2 separate regions of the Homo sapiens genome follow, and region 1 is linked to region 2. Evidence: chromatin loops called from intact Hi-C (ENCODE). Cell type or tissue: heart left ventricle. All regions are shown on one strand. Each heading gives the region's core, and the rest is flanking DNA. Links, peaks and the distances in the headings are about the cores only.

Region 1 (2,831 bases), core at 58-2,557, 260 kb before region 2:
TACACCATAAGACCTAATGAAGTGTTCAAAAGCTTGATCCTATATGTAGAATAACAGTATGTGTGACAGCTACAAATGCAGATTGATGTCTTTGTTATATTGACCACTCAGATAAAGTATTCCCCCCCTTATCTGTGGTTTCATTTACTGTGATGGTTAATACGTGTGTCAACCTGATTGAACTGAAGGATGCAAAGTATTGTTCCTGTGAGGGTGTTGCCAAAGGAGATTAACATTTGAGTCAGTGGGCTGGGGAAGGCAGACCCACCCTTAATCTGGTGGGCACAATCTAATCAGCGGCCAGTGAATATAAAGCAGGCAGAAAAATGTGAAGAGGTGAGACTGGCCTAACCTCCCAGCCTACATTTTTCTCCCATGCTGGATGCTGGATGTTTCCTGCCCTCAAACATCAGACTCCAAGTTCTTCAGTTTTGAGACTTGGACTGGCTCTCAATGCTCCTCGCCTGCAGACGGCCTATTGTGGGACCTTGTGATCATGTAAGTTAATACTTAATAAACTCCCATATACATATATATATATATATATATATATATATATATACACACATATATATATGTATATATCTCCTAATAGTTCTGACCCTCCAGGGAATCCTAATATAGTTACCCTTGGTCAACTATGGTCCAAAAATTTGGAGAGTTCCAGAAACAAATAATTTATAAGTTTTTAATTGTACACCATTCTGAATAGCATGATGAAAACGTGTGCCCCCTGCTCCATCCAACCCAGGATGTGAATTATTTCTTTGTCCACTGTATCCACATTACATATGCTACCCACCTCACCTGTTAGCCATCTGGGTTATCAAATTTTAAAAGAACATAGCATATATAGGATTCAGCACTATCCACAGTTTTAAGCATTTACTGGGAGTGTTGGAAGATATGCCCCGAGGATCAGGGAAGACTACTGTACCACCATTGGCATTGTTGTTGGTGATGTGATTTTTCCAAAATGATGAGCAATTCTTGGCAAAATTTCAAATAAAACTAAATATTGTCTTTCTTGATTCATGTAGTAACTTCATTTCTAAACATAAGGGGTTTTAAACCATGTAAAAAATACTTGTGTTTTTATGTAAAATGGATTTGGGTCGTAAGCTTAGCTCATCATAAAGACATTTATTACCTATGTGATTTGTAGGACATTTGAGAGTTAAGTAGGATGTGGTGCCGTACTTCATTAAAAAAAGGTCGTGCACATTGCATGGTGTACCTCCCGACTGAACTCCTGCCTACTCTTGCTGGCAGCTCTCCCCACACCAGCCCTGACAACCAGATTTCTGAATCTCACACTAGGGGGCAGTACTGCATCCCATGAAAAATCATTGCTCTAAGGCAGGTTTCTTAACCTCAGCACCTTTTTCTTTCTTTCTCTTTCTTTCTTTCTTTCTTTCTTTCTTTCTTTCTTTCTTTCTTTCTTTCTTTCTTTCTTTCTTTCTTTCTTTCTTTCTTTCTCTGTCTTTCTCTCTCTCTCTCTCTTTCTTTCTTTCTCCTTTCATATTTTGGGTCAGGTAATTCTTTGTTGTGGGGGCTGTCCTGTGCATTGGAGGCTGTTTAGCAGCATCTCTGGCTTCTACCCCCTGGATGTCAGTGTACTCCTCAAGTTGTGATAACCAAAAATGACTCCAGATGTTGCCAAATGTCTCCTGGAGGGTAAAGTTGCCCCAGGTTTAAAAGCACTACTCTGAGATCTCTATCAGCTCCAAAAATCTGTCATGAGAATGATACAGTATTGATTAATATGCAAACATTGCATACAATACTTGTAGATATTGCTAACATTTTTGGGCCAGGTGAAGCCAGTAAGAAAAGCTTTTAATAATTACTCATTTTTTTGGGTCATTTAACACTGGGATTATATTATTGCCTGGCTTTAGAAGGGTTGAAATTATGTACAGTATAGGGTGATAAATTTTGTAGTATGAGAGCATAGGAGAACTAGAATTTCAAGAAAGACTATTCCAAGAAGGTCCTTTGGCAAGTAAGAGTTCATTGAATTCCTTTCTGACAAGTTTGACATTCATGTTAAAGGTTACAAAATCAGAATTTTAGTTTTGTAAGAAGTAATAGAAATTCAGTGGGTACCTTCTCATTTTACAAGTGAGTAAAAACCTAAATGCTAAAGTGCAGTTCACAGTTTAGTTGTGAATCAGGACTTTAATGCATGGCTTTGGTGTCCCCTGTGCTGTTCCTTTTACCACATTGCAGTGCTGCTCAGCCAGGCTATATTTATAAAATATTTTTAGCTTTCTGCAAGCTCTAAGTCTTGATAGGAAATAAAAGACAAAATAACATTTTTCTTTAAAACCTTGATCTTTAGAATGCATGCCAGGAAAAATAAGTGAGAAGGTCAGTTATTATATACAGGGACTTGCATTCATAGATTAAGCCCAGAAATATTTTTAATACTAATGTAATAACAACAATTTACATGGTGCTTCTTGTGGATTAGCCGTGCTCTTCTAAGAACTACACGTTTTTAATGCTTATAACAACCCTATGAAAACAGATACTGTTATAATCATCTCCCTTATGTAAATGAGGCATCAGGAACTTAAAAAAGCTTGCCCAAGGTCGTAAGGGTAAGTGGCTGGTCTGCGATCTGAAAACAGCCAGTCTGCAGTCCACATCCGTGTTCTTGTCCACTACTTACTCCAGCCTTAAACTTTGAACTGAATAAGGATGGATTGGTTTTGTATCCTTGCTCATGAAATGGATATTCCTAGGAGCTCAACATTTGGAGAATTTCAAACCTGAACACTTTAGAACACATTATGTTTTCTTCAAAGAGTAAATCATACCTCACA
Region 2 (2,831 bases), core at 297-2,796:
GATTAACAACAGGGCTATATTCCATAACACTCAGGCTAGTTTAGGGGAGCAGTAGTGGATGGGCTGGAAAGCCAGGCTGATAAAACTAGAAATATTTCAAAACCATGAGAAGGAATTGGAATGTAACTGCATTTTACATACTTGTTTTTTTCATACATGTTAATATGCTGAGAGCTGTTAGTAAAAGTAAAAAAGTGTTTTCTTTACTGAACAGAACAAAGAAAAGAACAAATTATACTTGAAATAAAATCTCAAGTTAGTCTGAATTCCTAGGAAATGGAGTATTGTTCTATATAAATACTGGATAAAAGCTCTTTATCAGACATATGATTTGCAAATATGTTTTCTTAGTATGTGGACTACCTTTTCATTCTCTCAGCCTTGTCTTTCAAAGGGAAGTTTTTAATTTTATATTTAATTTTAATCTCTCTCTCTCTCTCTCTTTGTGTGCTTGTGTGTGTGTCTGTCTCTCTCTATGTCTTTATCTGTATCTCCAGCCCACAGCTCTGTTTTCCTCAGTGTTGGCTTTATTCTCTAGAATGTTCTTTCTATGTGATATAAAAATGTCTCTAGTTGATATCTATAAAAATTTAAAGAGAGAGACTCCCCTATGCACCCCAAATCTGTATCAATCCCCAAAAGGATTCAGAAACACAAGAACACTAGTATTTTCTTTCTCAGAAATGACAACAGATATGCAATAACTTACCCATTAGTCCTTGCAGCTCACTATTTCAAGAGAGGAAACTTTTCCTTGAAGCCTCTAAGACAGTTTCGGTCACATGCATTGTGTGGCCATTTCTGAGCTAATCCATAGCAAAGAATGGCCCATGGCTCTACCCATGGAGAAGTGCTAGCCACTTAAACAAAATTTGGGTAGGAAAAAAGAAAACGGTTGCTGAGTAGGTAACAGACAATCCACTACAGACCGGCCACAGTTCATGTTTAGAAAATAACATTTGTTTATTGATGGATATCTGCTAAGCTCCCTGACCTCAAGTATCTCACAATCTAAAGGGAAAATAAAGCATAAATTCACTTCATTAAGTTCAGTGATGGATGTAAAGTCAGATATTTGACAAAGTTCAGAATGAGGAATCACAGAAGGTGTATGTTAATGTTCAAGAAAACAGAAAAAATTTTAAACAAAAGTTGTAGGTAGAAGTTGGTAGTGGAGAACTTTCTTTGCATAGTTCTTTAGTAGTAAATTAGCTTTTTAAATCACCCTAGTACCTATCTAAAAATCAAATATTGTATAATTTTCTTATTATGTCATTGATGCTCTTCCAGTAAGAATTTAATTCCAGAGTAATAAGAATCCAATAAAAGTTTCAAAAAACAAAGATTCTAAGTGAGAAGTGAAAGTATGTCCTGAAAAAAGGCTGCATAGTATTGCATTGGTCTCAAAGTTACTGGGCTGAAAAGAGCCTGAATTCCAGATCACAGTGTATAAAATATTTTAGTGTCACTTTCATATTGTATATGTAAATACTTAGATGTTTTATGATGTTATTTTCTCAAAATACCTAGTATATACTTTTCATTATTTAGATAGATTAGAATAGATATGTGGATTATAAATACATAAATAAATAGATAATCAATTGACAATTGATTAATAAACAGACTGACAGTCATAGAAAGAAGGAGTGGAAGAGTCGGTGAGGGAAGGAAAGATGAGGGAGATATCCACATACATAGATTTTTCATAAAGAGTTCTTCAGGGTAGTTATTACCATTGCAGTGAATGACTGACATCTGGTGGTAAACTTAATAAAACATTTGTGTGGATTTGCGCATTCAAAAATAGGTGTTATTTAGTGGATGATGGCCGTCTTCAAGTAGAATAATTTAAAATACTGCCAGTCTTTCAGTTTTTATGTCTACATTATGCCAAGCATCCAAATATTTTAAAATATCTGCAACTCAGGTGTCACACAGATGCTGACAGTATCTGTATTCTCTTCACCAAAAGAGTCACTATTAACACACCAAAAAGAAAATAATTAAAGTGTGCTGGGTTTGCGTATTAAAAATAGGAGGAATATTTTTAAAACCCAGTGACTGTCAAAAAGGTTAAATGGTGATCTATTACTGTATAGTCTTCTGTCTAATTAGCTTCCTGGCTAAATTTATGTTGACCTAAGTTGGTTGCATTATCTCTTGATTAAACTAATAAACCAGTCATCTAGGCAATGAATATTCATTCACAGCCTACCCTGTGATGAGCTCTATGTAACGTACAGAATTATAAGTAAAACATGGTTCTTGCCCTTAAAAAAATTACAGCCTTATTGAAAAGAAATGACTAGCAAATAAGAAACGAGTAGAGAACCATTTATAACAGTATACATTATACAGTACAGAGAGTAATTAATTTGAACAGAAAAATGAAAATTACGATGATTGGAATTGTTAGGTGATATGGTTTGGATCTGTGTCCCCATCTAAATCTCATGTCAAATTATAATCCCCAATGCTGAAGGTGGGGCCTCGTGGGAGGTGATTGGATCATGGGAGCGGTTCCTTCATGAATGGTTTAGCACCATCCCCTTGGTGCTGTTCTTGTGATAGAGTTCTTGTGATATCTGCTTGTTAAAAAGTATGCAGCACCTCACCACCCCTCAACTCTCTCTCTTGCTCCTCCTCCCACCATGTAAGATTCCTGCTCCGCCTTTGCCTTCTGCCATAAGTAAAAGCTTCCTGAGGTCTCCCCAACAGCAGAAGCCACTGTGCTTCCTGTACAGCCTGCAGAACTGTGAGCCAAGTAAACCTCTTTTCTTTCTAAATTACCCAGTCTTGGGTATTACTTTATATCAATGCAAGAACAC

Evidence for each region. A loop is a pair of places that touch in the nucleus more often than their neighbours do. Peaks named below come from ENCODE experiments on the same cell type or tissue, not always from the same donor. Only the 100,000 strongest peaks of a DNase experiment are listed, where the experiment ranks them.
Region 1: a loop joins it to region 2, with 4 times the contacts of the local background. A loop is called at or near these places in 34 of 110 quality-filtered maps.

What each region holds. Positions count from the first base shown.
Region 1 is chr5:102,779,358-102,782,188 of GRCh38, forward strand. The region is part of intron 1 of PAM (peptidylglycine alpha-amidating monooxygenase); the gene reads left to right. Among named protein-coding and RNA genes, the nearest start is that of PAM, 25 kb to the left of the region's middle. In heart left ventricle, for the core only: a CTCF peak has its summit at 1,319 (motif pointing right); no DNase peak of the experiment used is centred there; H3K27ac peaks cover 681 bases.
Region 2 is chr5:103,039,514-103,042,344 of GRCh38, forward strand. No RefSeq gene overlaps it. Among named protein-coding and RNA genes, the nearest start is that of GIN1, 79 kb to the right of the region's middle. RefSeq lists a silencer at 1,592-1,886. In heart left ventricle, for the core only: a CTCF peak has its summit at 1,763 (motif pointing left); no DNase peak of the experiment used is centred there.